Linked DNA regions of Homo sapiens: regions 1 and 3 are each linked to region 2. The links are chromatin loops, found by intact Hi-C in ENCODE. Cell type or tissue: mammary epithelial cell. All regions are shown on one strand.

Region 1 (8,000 bases), 97 kb after region 2:
GACAGTGACTAATGAAAGACCCTGGCAGACAGCATGTGATCACAGACGAGTATTATGTGTCTGTGCGTCCATCCTTAGTTAAATCGAAGGGTCCAATTTGGTCTGCTGAACAAACATATTTGTGGAGGCTTATTGAACACAAAATTAATTTAGGAGACATTAATCTAAAGAAACTCAACTGACAGCAACAGTAATGGTGTTTAATGGAAGACAAAGTGAAAAAAAAAAAAAAGAGCCAGGCCTGCCACATTCTTTCCCTTTGTTGAGAAAATATAAGTATCCCCAGGGCTTTAATAGACTCTAATCCTTTCTCTTGAACAATTTGGCCTCTGAATAGACCAAGTGAGCAAAATAGGATCCCGAAGAATGCACAATCTCAGGGAGAAATGTCCTGAAGTCATGCTGGTTTTGGAATGAGAAGCCGTCTGCCCACCAGTGCACCTTCTCTTTCTACTCTTGCTTTCTTGCATATGTTTGAGTTGGGATTTATTTACATTAGTCTATGCCCTGGCTTCTCACAGTGTGGTTCACAGACCAACACTACCAGTATCACTTGGGAGCTTGTTAGAAACGCAGACTCTCAGGCCCTGCCACAGACCTGCTGAATTAGAATCTACATTTTAGCCTGATACCCAGGTGATTTCTAAGCACTTTAGAGTTTGAGAAGCCTTGTTTCCTAAAGTTTTCTCCTTGAAGAGAAATTGAAACAATCTAACTTCTGATAATGCAGAAAACCAAGAACTGTCTGATAATTTTCCCATCTACATTTATGACTAACTAAAGACTTGTGCAGAAAACTTGAAAAAAATAGTGGAGAAGCACAAAGGAAAACACAATCACCTGTAATCTTGTGAACCCAATGTAACTATGATTAACATTTTAGGGTGTGTCCTTCCAGTCTTTGTTCAATATATGCTTATGTATTATTTTTAAATACAAAAGGTAATCCCTCGTTCATTGATTGGGGATATCGTAATGAACAAGACTGGTAAAGTTCATGGGGAAGCCAATATGCAAGCAGATGAGACATAACCAGTACTGTACCCTGGACAGGCCCCATCCTGCTTCCTTTTCCCAATCTCTGCTTTCTTGACCCCTATATCCTTGTATTTGACCCATAGTTCCAGAGAGGCAGTAATGATTTCCCCTAATTGGCTGTTATTGACCTTCCTCTCATTCACCCTCCTTATAATTCTTCTTTCTTTAGGTTTTGTTAATTACAAGATTAGCTAACATTTACTGGGTACTTACAAAGTGCCAGGTGCTGTTCTAAGTGCTTTGCATGTATGATCTCCAATCCTTGCAACAATTCTATCAGGTACTGTTATTAACATTCGCATTTTACAGTTTAGGAAACTATCCAAGGTCACCCAGATAGTAACTGGCAATCAATCTCCAGGGCCAGAGCCAGCATTGAGCTGATACACTGATTCATGCTAGAGTGTTGATGAATAATAACTAATATGTATTTCATCTTGGCATTTAATAGGCAACTGCCAGAGACCAGACCATTTAATCCAAAAGAATGAACCTCTGATTCTGATATTTTAGGAAGAGAGGATGGTCATTGAGGTGAAAAGATGGTAGAAGAGGATCTTTCATGTATACCCTATTTCGTATCATTTAATTTTCATGATCTTATTGCTTTCTTTTGGTTAAATGGGGAACCCCCAAAAAGAAGCTTTTTTGGAAATTTAGCCTCTTGTAACATTGCCCATTTTAAATTCCCAGCCATACAAATGTTTGCCCAGAAGCCTCCTACTCATCCTTCAAGACTCAGCACCAAAACTTCCTGCTCCTTGAAGTCTTTCCTGCATTACCCAGGCTGAGCAGAACTTTCTCTCTCTGTTGTAACATGCTCTTACCACTTCCTAGTGCTAGAACTCTGAGTATGTCACTTGGTCTTTCCAAGGCTCAGTCCCCTCATCTGTAAGACGGTGATAATCACGGGGTGTATATGATAGGACCGTGGTGAAGGGCTGCAGAAGATATGCACAGTTCCATGACCAACATGCAGAAAACACCCAGTAATGGTATCTCTTGTGTCCATCTCATAGTGCAGCCTTTTATCTTATTTGCATGTCTATCTTCCGTCTTTGACTGTTTCAGAAACAAGAACTATGTCTTACTCATTTTTGTATCTCTAGGAACTAGTAGAGACCCAGAATTGGTATTCCATGAATAAAAGCAATAGTTGGAAAAAAAAAGAATCAGGCAAACAATGTTACTAGGCAAGAAGTTATATGTTAATAGGAAAGAAATTAAGACAAGTATTTTATTTATGATGACATCTCATGCTCTAGGGCATACAGGTACAGGAGGACACTGTTTATAGAGGGTATGAGTAAATATTTTACATGTTTCTAAAAGTTTGACTTAAAAATCCTGATTAAGTAAATGTCCATTGATCTTGCCTCTCCCTTCATATTTGTGGCCATAGTGAGTGGTTTGGTATATTAGTCAGTGTCAGTCTTTGTAATTAGGTTTAAGGAGGATTTGTCATTAGTTTAGGAGTAATTTAAGCTGATCAGTGAATTGAAAAATACCTAGGAAAGAAAGTTAAAAGGATCCAGTACCAACTGATAGTAGAAGAAAAAAGCTTCAGAGCAAGTTATTACTAAGATGATAGAAAAACTGTGTGTGTGTGTGTGTGTGTGTGTGTGTGTGTATACACAGAGAATAGTTTTATACATCCTAAATTACATTTGCATTGATTTGGGTATAGAGTCACCTCAATTCTTTACCATAGACAAAGTGAGAGTACTCTGGTAGTTTGGGGCTCTAGATTTGCTAAAAGGGCTTTAGAATTGATATAAGGAATTTAAATTTAAATAAAGAAGGATCTTTTGAGACCATGTTGAACTATGTTACCTTATTCCTAGGTTATAGAGAAAGGCCTAGTGGTAGCCTCTACCTGAATCTATTTTTTTAAATATGAGTTTTTTGCTCTAAAAAAAATCCTGGTTAATGAATTTCTTTGGGAATTTTATGCAATTTTATGAACAGAAAACAACTACAAGTGACTTCCACAAATTTCCTAGCTTAGTATTAGCAAAGGAAGACTATTATTAGAAAAACAAAGAATAACAATGGCTTGGAACAATTTTAGACCCCTTAAGATTAAATAATAGCAATACTTACTATAATTATATTAAGATTGAATTTCTCCAAAAGGCTCAATAATAATTATCTCCCAGCTTCTGATTGAGCTCTTTGGCCTCTTCTGACTGACAGCAGAGCTTGAAATGGAGAACTTTCCCTCCAGATGGCCACTCTGACATAGCATCTGCAGCCTCTGAAAGTTGGGTTCATGCCCATTGCCCCAAATTTTGTTAAAAAGGAAGTGTTCTTGGCTTGCAGCTAAACTGCATGCTTCAGCTTTGTTTCTTTTTAATTTGTTTTTCCTCTTAGTACAACATTATTTCTTCTGTTGGCCATAGTCCTGAATGACCAACGGGACATGAAAGATGTTTTGTAAATGCTACCTAGGCTAGATCAACATGGTTACCTCACTTTCCAGTCAGTGTAACCAAGATCCTCCCAACACTCTCAGCCACTATCTGGTGTTCCTAGATGTCCTGAAGGGGAGAGAGGAGAGAGACACAGGCCAAGTTAACTGCAGAAAATGCATAGGTTCCAGATCATCGCTCTGTCAGAGGACTGTCATTCTGGGTCTCATGTTTGGGCTTTTGATAGAGTAGGAGAACAAAACTCATTGAATCATTAATTCATGCTTTGAAGCAGTGAACACTGCATTCCTACTTTGTTCTAGACTTTGATCCAGTTGCTGGAGATATAAATGTACACAAAGACACAGCCCCTTCTGAGAATGAGCAAAAGGGCAAATTGTGACAAGTAGACATGTAAAAACGTATCTGTGGCATAGTGTGTTGTAGTAAGAGAGATATGTAACAGGGGAGCTCCCAGTCTCACTTTATGAATGAAAAGATAGCAATGGGGAAGTGGCCATTTTCACAGTCAGCCCTCTACTGTCTTCTCTGGGAGTTGGCTCCTGTTCTGTTCTGGTCTAAAGTGTAATTCTTTATCTATTTGTCTATCATTTATTCATCACCCATCCATTCATTTAACAAACATTAAATACCTACCAAGTGTCAGGCACCTTCACAGTTTTCAGGAATATAAATATGAGTTCCTCTTCTCAGAGATTCTATAAGTAGATAAGCAGAAAAACCTTTAGAATGGAATGTGACAAGTGCACTGTTAGGGATGTGTGCATACAAGAGGGCCTGGTGATTAAATCTTTAAAGGCTGCATGGAAAGGGATTGATCTGCTGAGGCTATTAGATAGGGTTGAGAAGTCTGGACTTGCCCCATTTGCATAATGGCGACTCACTGGGTGAGTGACATAGGCAGAGAAGGCCATTTGAATCACTTTCAGTTGAATAACATACATAACATTTTCTGGTGCAGCATGTATGGTCAGAGATAGAATTTCAAAACAGATGTTTTCCAAAAATGGTATGATATGGTGATAAGATGTTTTATAGTTAGCAGAACCCATGTATGTTTCAGGTATTTTCATCTGTAATTACCTTGCAAATCCTGGGGCATTGGTTAAGGAAAGATTTGTTTTCGTCATGACATACCAGCATTACAGATGTGACTCACTGAGATAAACTCTCAAACGGGGTATACCTGGCCTCTACCTTGTGAGGCAACGAGGGATTGGGGTAGGAATGGGCCTCTAAATGAGTGTTGGAGGCTCCTTGACCTGGCTTTCATTCTCAGATCTACTACCTTACTTGGGCAAGTTTCTTACACTTTCTAGTCTTTAGTTTTTCTATTTGTAAAATCGAGAACAGAATAACACCCGTCTCATAGGTTTGTATTTAAGAATTAATAAAATAATTAAGGTTACAATGGGTTTTTCAGTAGCAGTTGAAGATTTAAGTGAAAGTAATTAGGAAGAGAACTTAAGAAAAGGTTTTTTGTTTTATGAAAGAAGAAAGGCAATTATATATATATATATTTTTTTTCCTAAATGAGTCTCTGATTTGAAAGTCCACACTTCAAATACACAACCTTCTATTTTGTTCCATTGTTCAGTCTATCTATTCATTCATTCTTGATTTAATAAATATAGATTTATAGCACATTTAATATTTGATAGAGCAAAGCCCTGTCAATAGTCTTCTTTTGTGAATATTTTCACTCCCCTTACATATTTGGTTTCCCAGATGAGCTTGGGATCATTTTGTCAGTTTGTGAAAAGTTTATCTAGGAATTTTGGTTGACAGTGGTTCACTTTACAGATTTTGGGAGAATGGACAGCTTTTACTCTTCTCGTTTGAGAACATGGCATGCCTGTCCACATAGTTCTATGTTTTTTTATAGTTTTCATCTTATAGGTCTTGTACATATTTGTTGAATTTATTCATATATATCATATATAAATGTGAGAGATCTCATTTTGTATTGCATTTTCTAAGTGCATTTGATTTTTATTCTTGGTATGTAAGAAACCTGCCAACTTTCTGCATTTACTTTGTAAATGATCACTTTATTGAATTTGCTTATTATTTTCAACAGTTTTTCAGTTAATTGTATTTGGTTTTTGAGGAATGCAATGACAGTATCTGCAAATAATGGTAAACTTGCTTTCTCATTTAGAATATTAATGTGTCTTATTTTACTTTTTAGTTATTTTATTGTTTAACCTATTTATATTGTTTGGGACTCTAATCAACGATTATGTTTCACCATTAAGCAGGATACAAGCTATTGGATTTGTTTATGTATATAGTATTAATTGTTTTGAATTTTTTTTTTTTTTGAGCTGGAGTCTCGCTGTCCCCCATGTTGGACTGCAGTGGTGCAATCTTGGCTCACTGCAAGCTCCACCTCCTGGGTTCACGCCATTCTCCTGCCTCAGCCTCCTGAGTAGCTGGGACTACAGGCGCCCGCCACCATGCCTGGCTAATTTTTTGTATTTTTAGTAGAGACGGGGTTTCACCGTGTTAGCCAGGATGGTCTTAATCTCCTGACCTCGTGATCGGCCCACCTCAGCCTCCAACTGTTTTGAACTTTTAAAAAATCTGGATGTTATGCTTTTTTGAAATATCTCAAGAAGGCCACATGGTTTCCCTCTTTCGTTTAATGTGAAGAAATATATTGCTAGATTTCCTAATTTTGAATTAACTTAAAATACTCTCAGATTATATTGCTAATATTATGTTTGACTTTTCATGGATATTTACCAATCCTGGAGTGTTTTTAAAAAAATTATCATGGACAAATTCTGATATTGGCACTACATCAGTGTCTTTAAAAGAATAGAGATGCTTTCCTTCTTTCCTTCCTTATTCTCTGATGTGGCCTAAAGAGCATATGAGGTTTGATTTAGAAATAACTCTCCCCTGAAACAATTTAATTCTGGCACTTTTTTGAGTGGTGGTTTCTTTCTGACAATTTCCCCAGTTTTGATCTGTGGAGATAGAAGAAAATGAGTTATTTTCAGCTTCTCTTATCAAAGGGAGTTGTCAATTATCACTCCAGCCATTAACTGAACCCTAGAATTGGCTTTTCTGGGAAGCTATTTCCTTTTCTTATGAGAAAACATCCAAGGGGCATCTACAGCCATGTCAGGTGCCTCTCAGAGCTGCGGGATGGCAACTTGGAGTACCAAATGCAGGGGTTTGGTTACTTTATTCCCTAGGACAAGACTTCGTTGAGAAGAGAAAGCGAAGCAGAGACTAGGGCTGGAGCTTCAAATCTCACCCCTCCTTTGCTCTCCCTGCTCCCTACCTTTAGGAACCCTGTCGCTGGTTAGGTAAAATCTGCATAATTTGCACAAATGTTTCCAAATGCCTCCTAAACGTCTCCTAATGGAAACCTGACAGGCCGAAGCCTCACCTCTCCCTTTGCCCTCCAAACCTCCTGTATTCTTTGATCAATTAATGACAATTCCACGTATTCAATTTCCCACATCAAGAACTTAAGCTTTGTCCAGGACGATTCCTTCTTTTTCACCTGTCCCATTTGATTTGTTGACAAAGGCTGCAATTCCATCTCCTCAACATCTCTCAGATCTATTTCTTTCTTTCTCTACCAAACACAGATGCTTTAGTTCAGATCCTTCAATCTGGTTGCCTCATTATTGCAATAGCCTTGTCATCAGTGTCTGACTCCAGTCTTCCTCTCCTATGTACTCCCACTCCCCAAATCTTCCTCTACCTGTCTACCAGAATGAGCTTTTAAAAAATGATTTTGATATTTCTCAAAGTACTGTATAGAGTTAAAAATATCAAATAAAGTCTACAGTCACTGGTCTGTATTTTTTAAAAATAAAAAAAGCTTTGAAACGGATTTTTTGGCACTTCTGGCACCAAAGCTTATTCTGGTGGCAAAACTTGACCTAAATTTAGTTTCATTGCAAAAATATTGCATTGAATACAGCATGCTTCCCCACACCTTGATGGGAGTAAGTATGATGAGTATGTGCATGATATTCCCTCTTAGAAATCAGAAAATGTTAGAATTCTGAACTACATTTGGCTCTATGGATTCAAAATTGTGGATTGTGCATGTGTAGTATGAATCCTCTGCCCTCATTCCACTCCCCAGGGGCAACTCTTTAAATGCTTTTAGCTTTTAAAAATTATATTTCTTTCTTTATTTCAAATAACATGCTTAGCTTCATATCTTGATTTATAATTTTGGACATTTTAGTGTGTTGACTTCCTATTATAATTTATGAAGATTTGGTCATCTTACATCTTTTCCAACTGTATTAGTTTGCTAGGGATGCCATAACAAAGTACCATAGACTAGGTGGCTTAAACAACAGAAATTTATTTCCTTACAATTCTGGAGGCTAGGAGTCCAAGATCAATGTCTTAGCAGGGTTGGTTTCATTCTGAGGCCTTTCTCCTTGGCTTGTAGAAGGCCATCTTCTTTCGATGTCATCATATGGTTTTCTCCTGTATGTTTCTTTGTTCTAATCTCCTCTTTTTGTAAGGACAACAGTCACTGGATGAGGA
Region 2 (8,000 bases):
ATCTGTGGGGGTACACAAACAGCTGTATTTGGACTTTGAAATGATTATGGTACCTCACCTTTTTCCCACATGTGTAAAACACAACACTGGCCCTACAAGACCCCAAAACATGCATGATGCCAACTGGCAAGGAAGCATCTTTCTAAATTTCCTTGTGGCAAAATTCTGCTTGGGCTCATCAGACCTATTCTCTTTTTCTCCTTTCCTGGTGCCCTGTTTTGATATCCATTGGGAAATCCATGTGAATGACTAGCAAATCTCTTGTCATTTCACAATGTCAGTGTTTTCATGTTGTGATGTGGGGACAGCTTGTGCCTTGTAGGGCTGCTGTGAGCAACACATGTAAGAACAGAATCAAGAGGGCTTTGCAAACTGGGAAGTGCTCTATATGCTTATTGCAGCTCCACTTGTGGTGCCAAGTCCTCTGTTGTGCTATTTATGCCTCCTCCTCCTCCTAGACAGCATTTTTCATGTGCGAGGCATGGTTCTAAGTATTTTGTCATTCAGAAATCTTCCCATATCCTGTAAGGCAGGTGCTTCTATATCTCTTGCAGGCTAGTTTGTGGCAAAGGGGGCTTGAAATGGAGGTTCGTTGCTTCAAACTTTGAAATCAGGGGCCTCACTACTACCCACAGATGGCCTCTCCTGCTCAAAGACATGTTGCTGCAATGGAAATCCATGTGCCTTACTTTCCACATTTTCATTTGTTACCAGATGGAGGCTTAAAAGTAGTTCTCCCTGTGGTTCTCACCTCCCTTTGTATTCGCCTCCAGCCTCAAGGCCCTTGCTTGGGCCCAGCTGTTCTCCACGCCCCATCTACTTCTCTCTTCTGGGATGGAGCAGAAGAGAGGAGGAAGATTGAGGGGACCTGGGAGAGCAGAATGGGTGAGCCCTACTCTGTGTGTCCTGCTGCAGGGAGGGTGGGTGTTGCCTTTGCAGGGATGAGGAAAAAGTAAGGGGTCCCTCCACTCCTAAGCACCATTAACCTTCTGTTAAGCATAGGGACACCTCCAGGATATAGTTGTCATTGATCCATTTGGGTGCTGTTGGTTGAAGTCACACTGGGCATGGCGAATTAGAAAATGCAAGACACTTTTCTTCATGGTAGCAGCCTTCTCATTGCCTGAGGGTCATCACCTCCAACCTTGGGCCAGAAAGGAAGCTCGTGATGCACCCTCCCTCCCTTCTGTCAAAGGGCCAAAGGGTGTTCAGGAGCCTCCCAGGTCACAGAGCTTCATCCAGGAGCTGGGCAGGGAGCAAATGGCATTGGACCTGGGGCTTTTTCATTTTTTGTAATTTCATGAAGGGATGCCTGTTTTTACAAGGTTCATGGTTAGTGCTCAAATTCTAAATTGATGAGAATAGTAGGGGGCTGTGCAAAGGGGGAGGGGCAGGAGGTATGTTTTATAAATGTATCAAGCTATAGCACCAGCACTGAATGAAAAGAAGGAAGCCAGCTAGACAGAAAGAGCATTGGTTGTTAAGGTCCCCTTTGGTCCTAAGATCTGGGATTCAAAGACTGGATCTTATTCATTTGTTTTCATTGAGGTGTAAATGACTGACACATTGTTCTGCTGTCCTTATGGTTTACTCAAGAATGATAGACAAACTTCTCTGAGCCAGATTCTCCAGGCAGCTGTTCCAGGGGAAAACAAAAGCAACTGCAGCTCTGTGAGGAGCCCTCCTGTAGCTCCCAGCTACATACAGGAATAACCTCTGCCAACCCTTCCAGGAGGAGGAAGCTCTAGTGGGTCAGACAAGCCAGGGTGGACCTGGATCCATAGCTCAGTGACACCTCCTTGGGCCTGTCACCCCACCCCGGGCCCCATCGGCACCTCTGGCCAAATCACACTGGAATGATACAGTTGGCTCCTTTCCTTGGCCACCCAGGGGAGGGAGTGGGGCCAGAAGGGAACTTCTCCTCCCAGAACAAACCCAAAGGCAAGTATTTAGACCTGTAGACAGGTCTCAAGTCCCAGTTTCCAATGCAGCAAGTTTGGGTCCCTGAAGACAGGGGTGGTCATGTGCAGATGAAAAGCAATCAGGGAATCAGCCAAATCTTTGCTGAGCGTGTTACAGCTGACTCTATGTGGGAAGACAGGACAGTGGTGAACAACTGCCTGGGGAAGTAAACGTCATAGGAATACACAGGTGGGGGTGAGGTGGGAGCTCAGAGCAGGGGCATGCAGGAGAGGGAGGACGTTGCAAGAGTTGTCTGACAAGTCCGAGTCAGCCACATGAAGAAGGGGTAGAAGATTTTCCAGGCAAGGGAGCAGCTTGTGCAAAATCACAGAGGTGGGGCTGGGCACGGTGGCTCACGCCTGTAATCTCAGAACTTTGGGAGGCCGAGGCGGGTGGATCACCTCAGGTCAGGAGTTCAAGACCAGCCTGACTAATATGGTGAAACCCCGTTTCTACTAAAAATACAAAAATTACCTGGGCATGGTGGCACATGCCTATAATCCCAGCTACTTGGGAGACTGAGGCAGGAGAATCTCTTGAACCTGGGAGGCAGAGGTTGCAGTGAGCTGAGGTTGCGCCACTGCACTCCAGCCTGGGTGACAGAATGAGATTCTGTCTTAAAAACAAAAAACAAAAAACAAAAAAAACTCCAGAGGTGGAAGACAGCAAAGCAGCTTTGCCTTGCTTGAGAGGTAAGTGGGCCACTTAGGAGGGTTCAGAAAAGGAAGGAAAACCCAAAGGTACACTACAGAGTCTTAAACTAACAACGCTGGCAGAAAACCAAACGCCCTCAGGAGTGTCTGGTCGTTCCTGTGACAGCCAGGACTAGGCAGGCCAGAGGGCCCAGATGAGCGCTGGCCTTGCCTGTAGCAGCAAGGCTGGAGGTCCTTCACACTAGATTAAACACAGATCACTTGGAAGGCCCTTGCATGCCCAGCCCCCTCTGAAGGTCACTGATCCTGAGTGTCTGGCACTGAGTTGTAGCTGCGGCCAAATGGGAAGTGCCTGGTCAGAGGTTATGTTGGCATGGTGTTTACAGAGTCAGTCCCTGTGTGCGGAGACACAACCCAAAGCGGCCAGGGCTGGTGGAGAAATGCAGGGCCATCAGGAGATTCCAGAGGCCATAGTGTGATCAGGATGTTTCTCGCTCTACAAATTTTCCTGAGCCCTGGCTCAGGGCCTGGTACTCTGCAGGGGCCTGGGATCAAGAAGCCTCTCCTAACTGCCCAGCAGGGGTAAAGACCCCTGATCCAGGACCACACCCAGCTTGAGGGATGGGAAGATACCTCCTGCCGCCCTACTCCTAGCTTGGCCCTATGGGCCGGGTGTCTTCTGGGCTGGTATGGTCCAGTTTGGGTACTGGAGCTGCAGTTCTATCATTCCATCTTCCCTGAGGAGAGGATCTTGGTGTTGATGGCCAACCGCACATAGGGCCATGGAAGGAGCACCAGTGTCCAATACCAAAACTGGATAAGCCAGTTGCATCCAATGGGTAAATCTCTTAACTTCTCAATTTTTCACCTGTGAAAGGGATTGACGTCTCTACCTTGCAGGGTTAATGGTTGAACGGGACAATGTGTAACGCTGAGGCCCAGGCCCAGCTCAGTCTTCCAGCTATAGCCTGGCACCTTGTAGAGGAGCATTCTCCTGCCACCCTGAGCTGGATGGACAGAAAAAGTCTCCACTGATGAGCAGAGGCCTGGCTGAGCCATTGGCCCCCGGACTTGGCTTGCTTTCTGGCCAGCCTGAGGCTCATGGCCTGCAGGGGGCAGCAGCGGGACGCACCGCCTAGGCCAGGTCTCCTGGCCCGGCTGCTTGGCTCTCTCTGCAGAGTCTGGGATGGAAAGTTCTCCTTTGCGCAGTGAATGCAGCTTGGGTCGATTTGTTTTTAAATGGGTAATGTTTGCAGTTCTTTTATACAAGCCCTTCACATCTGGCATTCAAAGAAGATAATCAGTCTAGACTATCAGACCCGATAGCAGCTTGTATGAAATTTGGGCCCGACTTTGCAGTAAAAGTGCCTCCCTGCTCCACGCCGGCGCTCCCTCCCTCTCCCTCCTTCTCTTCTTGTGACCTTTTATCTCAGCGGGAGCCCTGACTAGAAAGAGGGTTCTGGAAATGTGGTGTGTTTCTCATTAAGTTTCTGCAGCATAAAAGTCACGTGATGCAAAGCTTTTTTTTTCCCCTGTCTCCTGTCTTTCCCCTACGTAACTACAGTAACTCCTGCTGCTTAGGTTCCATTTAATTTGAGATGATTGAAGGCCGAAATCTTGTTGATACGAAGATTAAAAAAAGTCTGTTTCTAGGGTGCTGGTGGTATGTTTGGTTCATTTTTCCTTGGCAGTATGTTTTCCTTGGTGGTATGTTTGGTTCATGTTTCCTTGGTCAAACAATTCCCAATAAAATCGGTCCTCTGCTAGGGACCAAACAGCCCCTTTTCTTTTCTCTTTGCACATCTGTAAATTTCTTTCTTTAAAACTTGAGGCTCTGACTTGGGAGATTTTCATGCTGGGTGGCCAGACTTCTGAGAGGGCCCAAAGGAACCTTGTGGGGCTGTGAGGAGTCTCAAAGCACTAGGAGGGCCACTGCCGTGAACAGCTGCTCTCTTCCCTGCATCTGTTGAGAGACTCTCATCTGAGCCCGGTGGTCTGTGGCAACAAATGGAGACAGAGAGCAAGAGAGAGCGAGAGGTAACGAGAGAGAGAGAGAGCACCATAGGTTCTGACAACTGCTCGAGTCTCCTTTATCTTCTCCTGGGACCAGAGGCTGCAAGCCCTACACTACCTCTCTCAGTATAAAGCCACAGGTTAAAGTTTGTGCAGCTGATGTCTCAAAATAGGCCCCCAGCTTCATGCCTAAAGCACAGTTTCATGAGAGCATGAATTGAGTCACACTTGTGCAAGTGAGCGTTACAGTCACATTGTTGGTGCAGACCAAAGGTCCCTCCCTACCCACTGCTCTACAATGCTCAGCCACTGGCCTCCTCTTCCCTTGGGCCCCTCAGCATGGTCTTCAGCAGCTGGGGGAGGGGCCAGCCTTGCATCTTCCTTTGAAGAACAATGGGGTCCTGGAGTTCAGGGGTCAGTATCATCACTGCCTCATAGTCTTTGAGGGGCAGACTTGCCCATTGGGAGGCAGATCCTCAGGTGATGGCTGTCTCAATACCTGGCTTTTTGCTGACTTTTGTCCTTCCCTTCCCCTCCTGCAGCATCATTTCACCCTCTATTACCAACATTCACAGAAGCCTTTACGATTCAGCCCCACCCGCTTAAGCTTTAGTTCTGAACAACAGAAGAGAAACGAGGAGAAGAGGTATCCATTTCTAGTCTGACTGCCATGAACTCCCTGGGAGACCCTGGGGAGTCCCATCCACCATCTGCGCTTGTCCTTGTCTTCACAATCTGGGGTGGATTTGAGGTTTGCTCAACTCCCTTCCAAGTCAAAGAGTTTGTAGTAGGGGTCAGGAAACAATTGCCTGGAGAAGTCTGCTTTTCTTTCCTTCTTTTTCTCTTTTAGCAGCTTAGTCAATAAATTTATTGTCTTTATCTGAAAAATTCTCATAGAAAATTTCTTGGTTTAGCTCTCAGCAGCCTGTTCTCAAGCTCTGATGAAGCTTGCCTTCTTTTGAGCTACCCAGTGTTTCTTCTGGGCAAGAGACGTTTTGGGACAATTCCACTTTTTCTCTTTAGCTTCTTTCTTGGGCTTCTTTTCATAACCTGGATTCTCTCATATAGCAACGTGGGCTTTCTTACACATCTCCTCCATCATGTATGGAGTTATGCTGTTCTTTATGTATTGAGAAAACTGTTTCTTGTAAGATCTTCAGCTTCTTCCATTAGGTAATGCATGTAATCTGCAACATTCTGACCCATGATGTGCTTCCTATGTACTTCTGCATTAGATGCCTTGCTTTCAGAATCATAAGCAGGGAATCTGTTATTGTGTACTGTGAGAGATGGAGAGGCCTCCATTCACAGCCCCCTTCAGAGCCCCCAAAACTTTATTACTAGTGGTGGTTCTGGCAAGGCCTGCCTTCAAATAGCAGGTAAAATCACCCAGCTGACCATCAATGTTTTCCACGTTGTGTTCATCTCTGGTCACCTCCACTTGGCCTTCATAAATCTTGACCATGCCAGACTTACTGAGAAGCCTGCAGGCCAGCAGCAAGCCAGTACAATATGCTGTAGCATAATGTGTCAGGCCAACCTTCACACCATATTTTGGCAGTTCATATGCTTAAGCTGTGCAGACTATCATATCCCCTCCTATACAGGCATAAGCAATCTGACAAATGATATCTCTGTTTGTCACCAAACTATCATCCTGTATTTGGGTGTGTTGTACTTATTTTTATACAGTATCACCAAGCGTTTCCAAGTATAATCTTCAGTTTTTACGCTTCTATCATTTTCTGAATTTCACTTGGTTTCTCTTAAAGCAGGCCTTGTTTTTGACAACTTTAGCAAACCCCTCCTGTAGAACAGAGACCCATGTTCACAGCTCAACATACCTACAGGCCTCAGAGGTCTGCTTTTCTAAATAAAGTTTTATTGGAACCCAGCCACACTCATTCGTTTACAAATCAGGTCTGTGGCTGCTTTTGCACTACAATGCAGAATTGAGTAGTTACCACAGAGACCATGTACCTGCATAGCCTAAGATATTTACTACCTGGCCCTTTACAGGAAAAGTTTGCCAACATCTGGTCTATGGCTTCAATTTTATTTTATCTTTCATAGGGTGAGGCAGACTTGTCCTCAGAGCCACAGGAATTTTATTTTGTGGAACAAGATCTTGGTGACTTGAATACAACTGAGGAGGCTCTTCCAGGATCCAAGCCATAGAGCAGGTGAAGGAATCTGTATTAGCTTGGGCTGCCTTATAAAATTCATCGACTGGATGGCTTAAACAACTGACATTTATTTCTCACAACTATGGAGGCCAAAAGCCCATGATCAAGGTACTGGCAAGGTAGGTTTCATCCTGTGGCCTTTTCTCTTGGCTTGTAGTGGACACCATCTTGCTGTGTCCTTCCTCACATGGCCTCTTCTTTGTGCATGCAGAGAGAGAGAGAGAGAGAGAGACAGAGAGAAAGAGAGAGAGAGAGAGAACACAAGCCAGCATGTGAGCTGTTGGTGTCTTTCCTTATAAGAACACTAATCCTATTGGATCGGGGTCCCTTCCTTGTGACCCCACCTTGCCTTAATTACTTCCTTATGGGCTCTGTCTCCAAATATAATCACATTGAGGGATTAGGACTTTAACATATGAATTTTGGGGGAACACAATTTAACTCATAATAGAACTCTAATCTTTTTCTCAGGAGACTTTCTAATTATGCTGACCTGACAGATGGAAAACTATAGCAATGGAGGTCAGAGGTTTGCTCTGTGTCTTCCTGAGAGGAAGACTTATGAGAAAGTGATGCATTGAGGAAGCGCTCCTTGGGAGATTGGTAAGGGAGTCGAGGCAGGGCGGGGGGAGAGATAGAGTGAAGTCCTGCAGGGGTAGCTTCCTCCTGATCCTTCAGGGGAGCTCTGAAGTGTGAGTTACATCTTGGAATCTGACGCACCTGCATCTGTCAATCACTGGCCTGGGGCTGCCTTGCGGGGATGTTGGCTCCCAGGCATTTCCAATCTCTGCAGGTGTGGGCAAACTAGCTCTAGCCACCTGAGGGCAGTCCTCTAACAGGAGTTGCAGGTGTAGGCAGCAGAAACAAGATCCCACAGAGGCCAGGAGAGCAACACACAGCAACTGTAAAAGGACTTAGTGGGTGTCTGGGTAGAGTGTTGACTGTGTTGCCACATCCCACAAAGAAAAGTCAATAATAAAGGGTATATCGAAGACTGTCTAGGCTTATTCCGATAAAACAAAATTTGGCACATCTGTGGGAAGGTTCTGTGTTTGAAAGTTGTCTGAAGAAGGGACTAGACCTTTTGTATTCTTGCATTCCCAAACCTGGCACACAGTAGGTGCTCAGTTAGGCTTGAAGACTTCTGGTAGAGTGGGTGACTGGATGCCTGCAGGGGGCTGGAGTG
Region 3 (8,000 bases), 640 kb after region 2:
AGAGGAAAAATAACTTCAGTGTGAAATCTATTATATATTAGTTGTGGCAAGATTTCTCCCATTGACTTTGACTGGAGACATTTATAGGGTTAAAATCGGAAATAGCACGGTGAATTTTGAAGTATCCTTGTAGTTGGAAAGAGTATTATGTTCATATTGCCAAAAAAAAGATGCATGGATGCATTAGACTGGATGGAAAATACATGAGAAGTTGGCTAGCCCCCTCTTTGTCAAAACATCACTTGGTGGTGATAAAGCTGTTGGAAAACACAGCATTCTAATGTAGTCTGTAGTTTAATGATAATCTGTGTCTTGAAACATTTAGCGTAGTACTTATACAAACCTAGATGGCATAGTGTACTGCATGCCTAGCCTATATAGTATAGCCTGTTGCTTCTAGGGTGTAAAGCTGTATAGCGTGTTACTATAGGCAGTTGAAACAGTGGTATTTATGTATCCTTTTTTTTTTTTTTAAATTCTTTTAAGAGACAGGGTCTTGCTCTGTTGCCCAGGCTGGATGCATTGGTGTGATCATAGCTCACTATAACCTTGAACTCCTAAGTGATCCTCTTTGCCTCAGCCTCCCCAGTGGCTAGGACTACAGGCACATACTACCACACCTGGCTAATTTTTAACATTTTTTTGTAGAGATGGAATTTCGCTGTGTTGTCCAGGCTGGTCTTGGAACTCTTGTGCTGCAGCAATCCACCCGCCTCCCAAAGTGTTAGAATTACAAGCCACTTCGCCTGGCTTGTTTACCTAAACATAGAAAAGATCCAGTAAAAATACAGAATTAAAATCTTGTGGGGCCACTGTAGCATATGTAGTCCATCTTGACTGAAATGTCCTTATGCAGTGCATGATTGTACTTCATAATTTTTAAGCACTCCTCCCTCTTGATTGGTACTTAGTGGATTTTATCATTTTTGTTTCTTCATAATTCTTTCTGAAATGTCTACTGGTTGGACCTTTGATCTCCTGAATTGATCGTGATTTCTTCTGTTGTATTTTTTGTCTTTGTCATTTTTTTGTACTCTAGGCAGTTTTCTCAATTTTAGTTTCTATTCAACTTTTTGTTTTTATTTATTCTCTCCAGTATTTATGGAGATACTAAATTGAAGTGTTCTGTTTCTCTCTCCACCCTATCCCTAGTTTCAAGTTTTATCTCAGTTTCTATGGAGTCAGTTTTTTCGTTGCTTTAAAAAAAAATTTTCCTGAAGTGATTGGTAAGTTTTGGCTAATTGGGAGCACTAGAATTGGGCCCTTAATGGTTGGCAGGGTGTGGTGGAGGAGAGACAGCCCTTAGTCCAAAGGCTCAGGCCAGAAAAAGAAAGAGGAAGGCTTTCCTTTTCCTTTCCGGAGCAGGGTTCTGCCCTAGGTCTTGCTTGGCAGTCTATTTGATTTCTTTAGCAGTTAATGCTCAGTTTTTTGGCATATGTGGATCTGCCTCCAGAGCAGGTACAAGGTGAGTGAGTCTATGCTGTTACCTAATTAGATCCCCATTTCTACCCTTTGTTTTTACTTCTCTATCTACTGATAGGTTTTTACCCTCCTTCACCTCATAGGGTTGCAGTGAAGAGCAAGATGAATTTTTATTTATGTTGCATAAATTTTAAAAGCTAAAAAATATATATGTAATGTTGGGAAGTCCCAGTGTACAAATGGCTATTGTAAATTTGGAACATGAACTTGCTTTTTTCCATTGTAAAAATGAAATCATTATAAATTGCGGTCAAGTTACTAGGTCAGCCCACACAGAGTTTACCCAGTAATATGCGTAAATGTTTTGCCTTTGCATCAACAACAAGGAAAAACAGTACTATAAAAAAATGTTCCTGGAAGCCGGATGTATCAAAGCACTTCTGAAATAGCTATATAGCCTATAGACATGACCAGTTGGTTTCTGAGTCTGTTGACATTGGCCAAAGGAGAAGCTCAGTGTAGAACATGTTTGGAGTCTCCTTTTGCAGAAATACATTGGAGGCTGGAGTGGGGAACCAATTTTTCAGAAAGGTGGTGAAGTAGTTACATAGCCACTCTTTTAAAGACAGTCAAAAGATAGAAACTAAGGCCAGGTGTTGGCTCACATCTGAGATAGGAAAATCACTTGAACCTGGGAGGCGGAGGTTGCAGTGAGCCCAGTATGCACCTCTGCACTCCAGCCTGGTTTGGCAAGAGACCAAAACTCTGTCTCAAAAAAAAACAAAACATAGTTCACACTTAAATATTTTATTCCATATCTTTACATACCCAATATGTTAATTTATAGTTCAAGATGAACTTGTTTGGGACAGATTTTGTAATAAAGGAAATCGTGTTATTAGAAATATCTAGAGGCCATGAGCCCTTAAACTGTTCTAATTTGCAAGTAGTTCCCTGTGTGATGCAGTTTTTTTCAATATTGCACAATAAAGGCAAAATACGGACAAATTAGATGATAAGATTTATATAAATTTTTAAAATATTGATCAAAATATGTATCCATATTGGTAATATTTGTATTTATAATAAATCATTGCTGTAAATTTGAACTTAGAAAAATTTTACTAATAAAGGTGCTTTTGTGTTGCAAACTTTCATTTGAAAAGTAATTTTTCTTTGTACCAAAAAATCTAAAATTCGCTATTCTAGTCACCAAAATTTGCTTTATGAAAAATAATTTTTGATGGCACTATATCAGAAAACAACTTGTTAAAGAAAATGTGGAGTTTTTAAAATCCCACTGTACCTCTGTTATCCAAAGGGGATCTGTGAATTTTTCTGTGAAAGGTTAAAAAAGGAGAGACCTTTAGGAATTCAGAGAGCAGCTGATTTTTGAATAGTGTTTTCCCCTCCCTGGCTTTTATTATTACAACTCTGTGCTTTTTCATCACCATCCTGAATATCTATAATTAATATTTATACTATTAATAAAAAGACATTTTTGGTAAGGAGGAGTTTTCACTGAAGTTCAGCAGTGATGGAGCTGTGGTTGAGGTGTCTGGAGGAGACCATGAGGTCTGCGTTTCACTAACCTGGTAAAAGAGGATATGGGTTTTTTTTGTGGGTGTAATAGTGACATTTAACAGGTATCCCAGTGACTTAGGAGTATTAATCAAGCTAAATTTAAATCCTAATGACTTTTGATTAACTTTTTTTAGGGTATTTGAAGTATACCATACAACTGTTTTGAAAATCCAGCGTGGACAATGGCTACTCAAGGTTTGTGTCATTAAATCTTTAGTTACTGAATTGGGGCTCTGCTTCGTTGCCATTAAGCCAGTCTGGCTGAGATCCCCCTGCTTTCCTCTCTCCCTGCTTACTTGTCAGGCTACCTTTTGCTCCATTTTCTGCTCACTCCTCCTAATGGCTTGGTGAAATAGCAAACAAGCCACCAGCAGGAATCTAGTCTGGATGACTGCTTCTGGAGCCTGGATGCAGTACCATTCTTCCACTGATTCAGTGAGTAACTGTTAGGTGGTTCCCTAAGGGATTAGGTATTTCATCACTGAGCTAACCCTGGCTATCATTCTGCTTTTCTTGGCTGTCTTTCAGATTTGACTTTATTTCTAAAAATATTTCAATGGGTCATATCACAGATTCTTTTTTTTTAAATTAAAGTAACATTTCCAATCTACTAATGCTAATACTGTTTCGTATTTATAGCTGATTTGATGGAGTTGGACATGGCCATGGAACCAGACAGAAAAGCGGCTGTTAGTCACTGGCAGCAACAGTCTTACCTGGACTCTGGAATCCATTCTGGTGCCACTACCACAGCTCCTTCTCTGAGTGGTAAAGGCAATCCTGAGGAAGAGGATGTGGATACCTCCCAAGTCCTGTATGAGTGGGAACAGGGATTTTCTCAGTCCTTCACTCAAGAACAAGTAGCTGGTAAGAGTATTATTTTTCATTGCCTTACTGAAAGTCAGAATGCAGTTTTGAGAACTAAAAAGTTAGTGTATAATAGTTTAAATAAAATGTTGTGGTGAAGAAAAGAGAGTAATAGCAATGTCACTTTTACCATTTAGGATAGCAAATACTTAGGTAAATGCTGAACTGTGGATAGTGAGTGTTGAATTAACCTTTTCCAGATATTGATGGACAGTATGCAATGACTCGAGCTCAGAGGGTACGAGCTGCTATGTTCCCTGAGACATTAGATGAGGGCATGCAGATCCCATCTACACAGTTTGATGCTGCTCATCCCACTAATGTCCAGCGTTTGGCTGAACCATCACAGATGCTGAAACATGCAGTTGTAAACTTGATTAACTATCAAGATGATGCAGAACTTGCCACACGTGCAATCCCTGAACTGACAAAACTGCTAAATGACGAGGACCAGGTAAGCAATGACATAGCTAGCTTTTTAGTCTGCTTTGAAGTAAATGCTCAAGGGGAGTAGTTTCAGAATGTCTACCCAATACCAGTACTTGAAAACTAACGATGTTTCTGAATTCCTGTATTACAGGTGGTGGTTAATAAGGCTGCAGTTATGGTCCATCAGCTTTCTAAAAAGGAAGCTTCCAGACACGCTATCATGCGTTCTCCTCAGATGGTGTCTGCTATTGTACGTACCATGCAGAATACAAATGATGTAGAAACAGCTCGTTGTACCGCTGGGACCTTGCATAACCTTTCCCATCATCGTGAGGGCTTACTGGCCATCTTTAAGTCTGGAGGCATTCCTGCCCTGGTGAAAATGCTTGGGTAAGAAAACATGTCAGAATGCTTGAAGCTAAAAAGTAGAAGAGTATACTCACAATATTTCTGATGAGGCTTTTTTCTTCTTCCCAGTTCACCAGTGGATTCTGTGTTGTTTTATGCCATTACAACTCTCCACAACCTTTTATTACATCAAGAAGGAGCTAAAATGGCAGTGCGTTTAGCTGGTGGGCTGCAGAAAATGGTTGCCTTGCTCAACAAAACAAATGTTAAATTCTTGGCTATTACGACAGACTGCCTTCAAATTTTAGCTTATGGCAACCAAGAAAGCAAGGTAAGAGAATTATTCTTTATGTGGTTTTCATGGAGCATTGGACACCTCCAGTGTCATGTCATTCCATGCAGTGTTCCTAACCTTTTTGGCACCAGGGACCAGTTTCGTGGAAAACAGTTTTTCCATGAATGGGTTGTGGGAATGGTTTCTGGATGACACCATTCCACCTCAGATAATCAGGCATTAGATTCTCATAGGGAGCGTGCAGCCTAGATCCCTCGCATGTGCAGTCCACACTAGGGTTTCTACTCCTATGAGACTCTCATGGTGCAGTTGATCTGACAGGAGGTAGAGCTCAAGCCAGGTAATGCTCGCTCACCTGCCACTTACCTCCTGCTGTGCAGCCCAGTTCATTTCTGTTCTTTTAAATTTTTGAGTTTCCATATGTAAAGCACTATGCGAAGTAGTAGGGATATGGTAGGCAAGCTTCTCTTCACACTTTTGTTCTTAGGTGGGATGTAGATGTTGGGAATAATAACCTAATATTTAATTTGTGTAGTGGGAAGAAGTGGGGCTATGAGGGCACATAACACAAGTTGAAACTGACTCTTTTTGAGGGTTCAAGGAGACCTCTTGGAGGAAGTGATAGTTGAGTTCAGTGTTCAAGGATGAGAAGGGATTCACTAGGTGAAGGTTAGGTGAGAAAACAACATCTTTGAAACGAAGGAAGGAGATGGAAAGTTTTGGGAATTTAAGAAATACTAATAGTAAGGAGGAAGAAAGGTTTGAGGTGAGGCTATTGAGATAGACTTAGCAGATCTCATAGGGCTTTGTAGAGCATGTTTAAAAGCACAATGGGAAATTTCAGCAGAAGCCTGAAATGATGAAATTTGTTTTTAGAAAATTGGGGCAGTGTTGAAAGGGAAGATATACAGGGAATGAAAGGACAAGCATGAATGATCATTTTATGGTATCTGTTTTTAAGGTGGATATAATTAGGAAAATTAAAGGGCCAAATGATGAGGAGTTAAGTGCCAGTTCTGGTTCAAATTTTCAGTGAATCAGTTTTGATATAACTTTCATCTTAGGGCATTACTCTTGCCTACCAACATAGTTTCTAAATTTTTTTCTTTTGGTGTGATCACTGTGGGAAGAAGGAAATTGGGCCCAAACTGATACATTGTTTGGAGGACTGGGATGTCTGAATTTGAGTGGAATGCTTTAAAAGGACAAGTTGGATAGGGCCCCAGTATGGGGGTCTGAGTGATGGGGTCCAGGAATACATTTAGGTCCAATGGCAAGCTGGCTGAAATTCTTGTATAATAAAATAGGTTGGTAATATGGCTCTTCTCAGACATGTGATCAAGATTCCTTGACTAACAAGATATATATATATATCTTTCTAGCTCATCATACTGGCTAGTGGTGGACCCCAAGCTTTAGTAAATATAATGAGGACCTATACTTACGAAAAACTACTGTGGACCACAAGCAGAGTGCTGAAGGTGCTATCTGTCTGCTCTAGTAATAAGCCGGCTATTGTAGAAGCTGGTAAGTATATGTATCTATTCTGAGTCTTGTGTATAGCATCTGCAGTTCTAATTAGATTACTTTTCTTAGGAAAAGGTGGTAGAACTTTAACTACTGAAAATAAATGGTCCTATTCAGTTTGCAGCCAAGATTTACATTCAGAGTACCTGTCATCTGGATTGTAGCTAAATATTTAAGGCTAGTTTAGGTAGAGTTCTTATTATCCATCAAAAATGATGGCATATGTTTTGCTTAATAAAATTTGTTTGTAATTTCAGTTTTGAGTAAACCTAAGATTTGCTAACAGAGCTGTGAATTTATAGGAGAAAAGACAAATTCTAATATAGTACAGTTTTATGTAAAGTGATTGCTTTATTAGTAGATGCTCATGAGCAGTTTTTGTTTTGTTTTAACTTTTAGGTTCCGGGTAATGTGCAGGCTTGTTATATAGGTAAATTGCATGTCACAGGGGTTTCGTGTGCAGATTATTTTGTCACCCAGGCAGTAAGTATTGTACCCAATAGGTAGTTTTTCAGTTCTTTACCTCCCACCCGTAAGTAGGCCCCAGTGTCTGTTGTTCCCTTCTTTGTGCCCGTGTGTACTCAGTGTTTACCTCCCACTTATAAGTGAGAACATGTGGTATTTGGTTTTCTATTCCTATGTTAGTTTGCTTAGGATAATGGCCTCCAGCTCCATCCATGTTGCTGAGGAAGACATCTTGGTATTTTTTTATGGCTGCTTAGTATTCCATAGTATATATGTACCACATTTTCTTTATCTAGTCTACCATTGATGGGCATTTAGGTTAATTCCATATCTTTGCTATTGTGAATAATGCTGCAGTGAACATATGCATGCATGTGTCTTTATGGTAAAAAGATTTCTTTTTCTTTGGGCATATACCTAATAATAGGATTGCTGGATTGAATGGTAATTCTGTCAGGTTTTTTGAGAAATCACCAAATTGCTTTCCACAATGGCTGAACTAATTTACTTTCCCACCAGCAGTGTATAAGCATTCTCTTTTCTCAGCAACCTCACCAGCATCTGTCATTTTTTGACTTTTTATTAGTAGCCATTCTAACTGGTGTGAGACGGTATCTCATTGTGGTTTTGATTTGCATTTCTCTAATGATCAGTGATGTCGAGCTTTTCTTCATATGTTTCTTGGCCACTTGTATGTCTTCTTTTGAAAAGTGTCTGTTCATGTCCTTTGCCCACTTTTTAATGGGGTTGTTCTTTTTTGCTTGTTAATTTAAGTTTATTGTAAACTCTGGATATTAGACCTTTGTCAGATGCATAGTTTGCCAGTACTTTCTCCCATGCCAGTACTTTCTCCCATTCTGTAGGTTGTCTGTTTACTCTGTTGATTTCTTTTGCTGCGCAGAAGCTCTTTATACTGTCCCATTTGTCAGTTTTTGTTTTTGTTGCAACTTCTCTTGGCATCTTCGTCATGAAATCTTTGCCAGGTCTTATGTCCAGAATGGTATTTCCTAGGTTATCTTGCAGAGTTTTTACAGTTTTAAGTTTTATATTTAAGTCTTTAATC

What was found. Hi-C counts contacts between places; a loop is a spot of excess contacts. Peaks named below come from ENCODE experiments on the same cell type or tissue, not always from the same donor. Only the 100,000 strongest peaks of a DNase experiment are listed, where the experiment ranks them.
Region 1: it touches region 2 in a loop (3-fold over the local background); 6 of 110 quality-filtered maps call a loop at or near these places.
Region 3: it touches region 2 in a loop (5-fold over the local background); 7 of 110 quality-filtered maps call a loop at or near these places.

What each region holds. Positions count from the first base shown.
Region 1 is chr3:40,677,529-40,685,528 of GRCh38, forward strand. No RefSeq gene overlaps it. Among named protein-coding and RNA genes, the nearest start is that of ZNF621, 160 kb to the left of the region's middle. In mammary epithelial cell, a CTCF peak has its summit at 3,969; a DNase peak (open chromatin) is centred at 4,333; H3K27ac peaks cover 209 bases.
Region 2 is chr3:40,580,997-40,588,996 of GRCh38, forward strand. It overlaps the pseudogene RPL5P10. Among named protein-coding and RNA genes, the nearest start is that of ZNF621, 60 kb to the left of the region's middle. RefSeq lists an enhancer at 2,962-3,462. In mammary epithelial cell, CTCF peaks have their summits at 3,728 (motif pointing right) and 7,637 (motif pointing right); a DNase peak (open chromatin) is centred at 3,725.
Region 3 is chr3:41,220,881-41,228,880 of GRCh38, forward strand. It overlaps CTNNB1 (catenin beta 1), which reads left to right. Exons shown (of 15, transcript NM_001904.4): 2 at 3,141-3,201; 3 at 3,646-3,873; 4 at 4,074-4,327; 5 at 4,454-4,692; 6 at 4,780-4,981; 7 at 6,328-6,472. The coding sequence starts at 3,189. Among named protein-coding and RNA genes, the nearest start is that of CTNNB1, 25 kb to the left of the region's middle. RefSeq lists an enhancer at 3,528-4,727. In mammary epithelial cell, no CTCF peak of the experiment used is centred here; a DNase peak (open chromatin) is centred at 3,431; H3K27ac peaks cover 346 bases.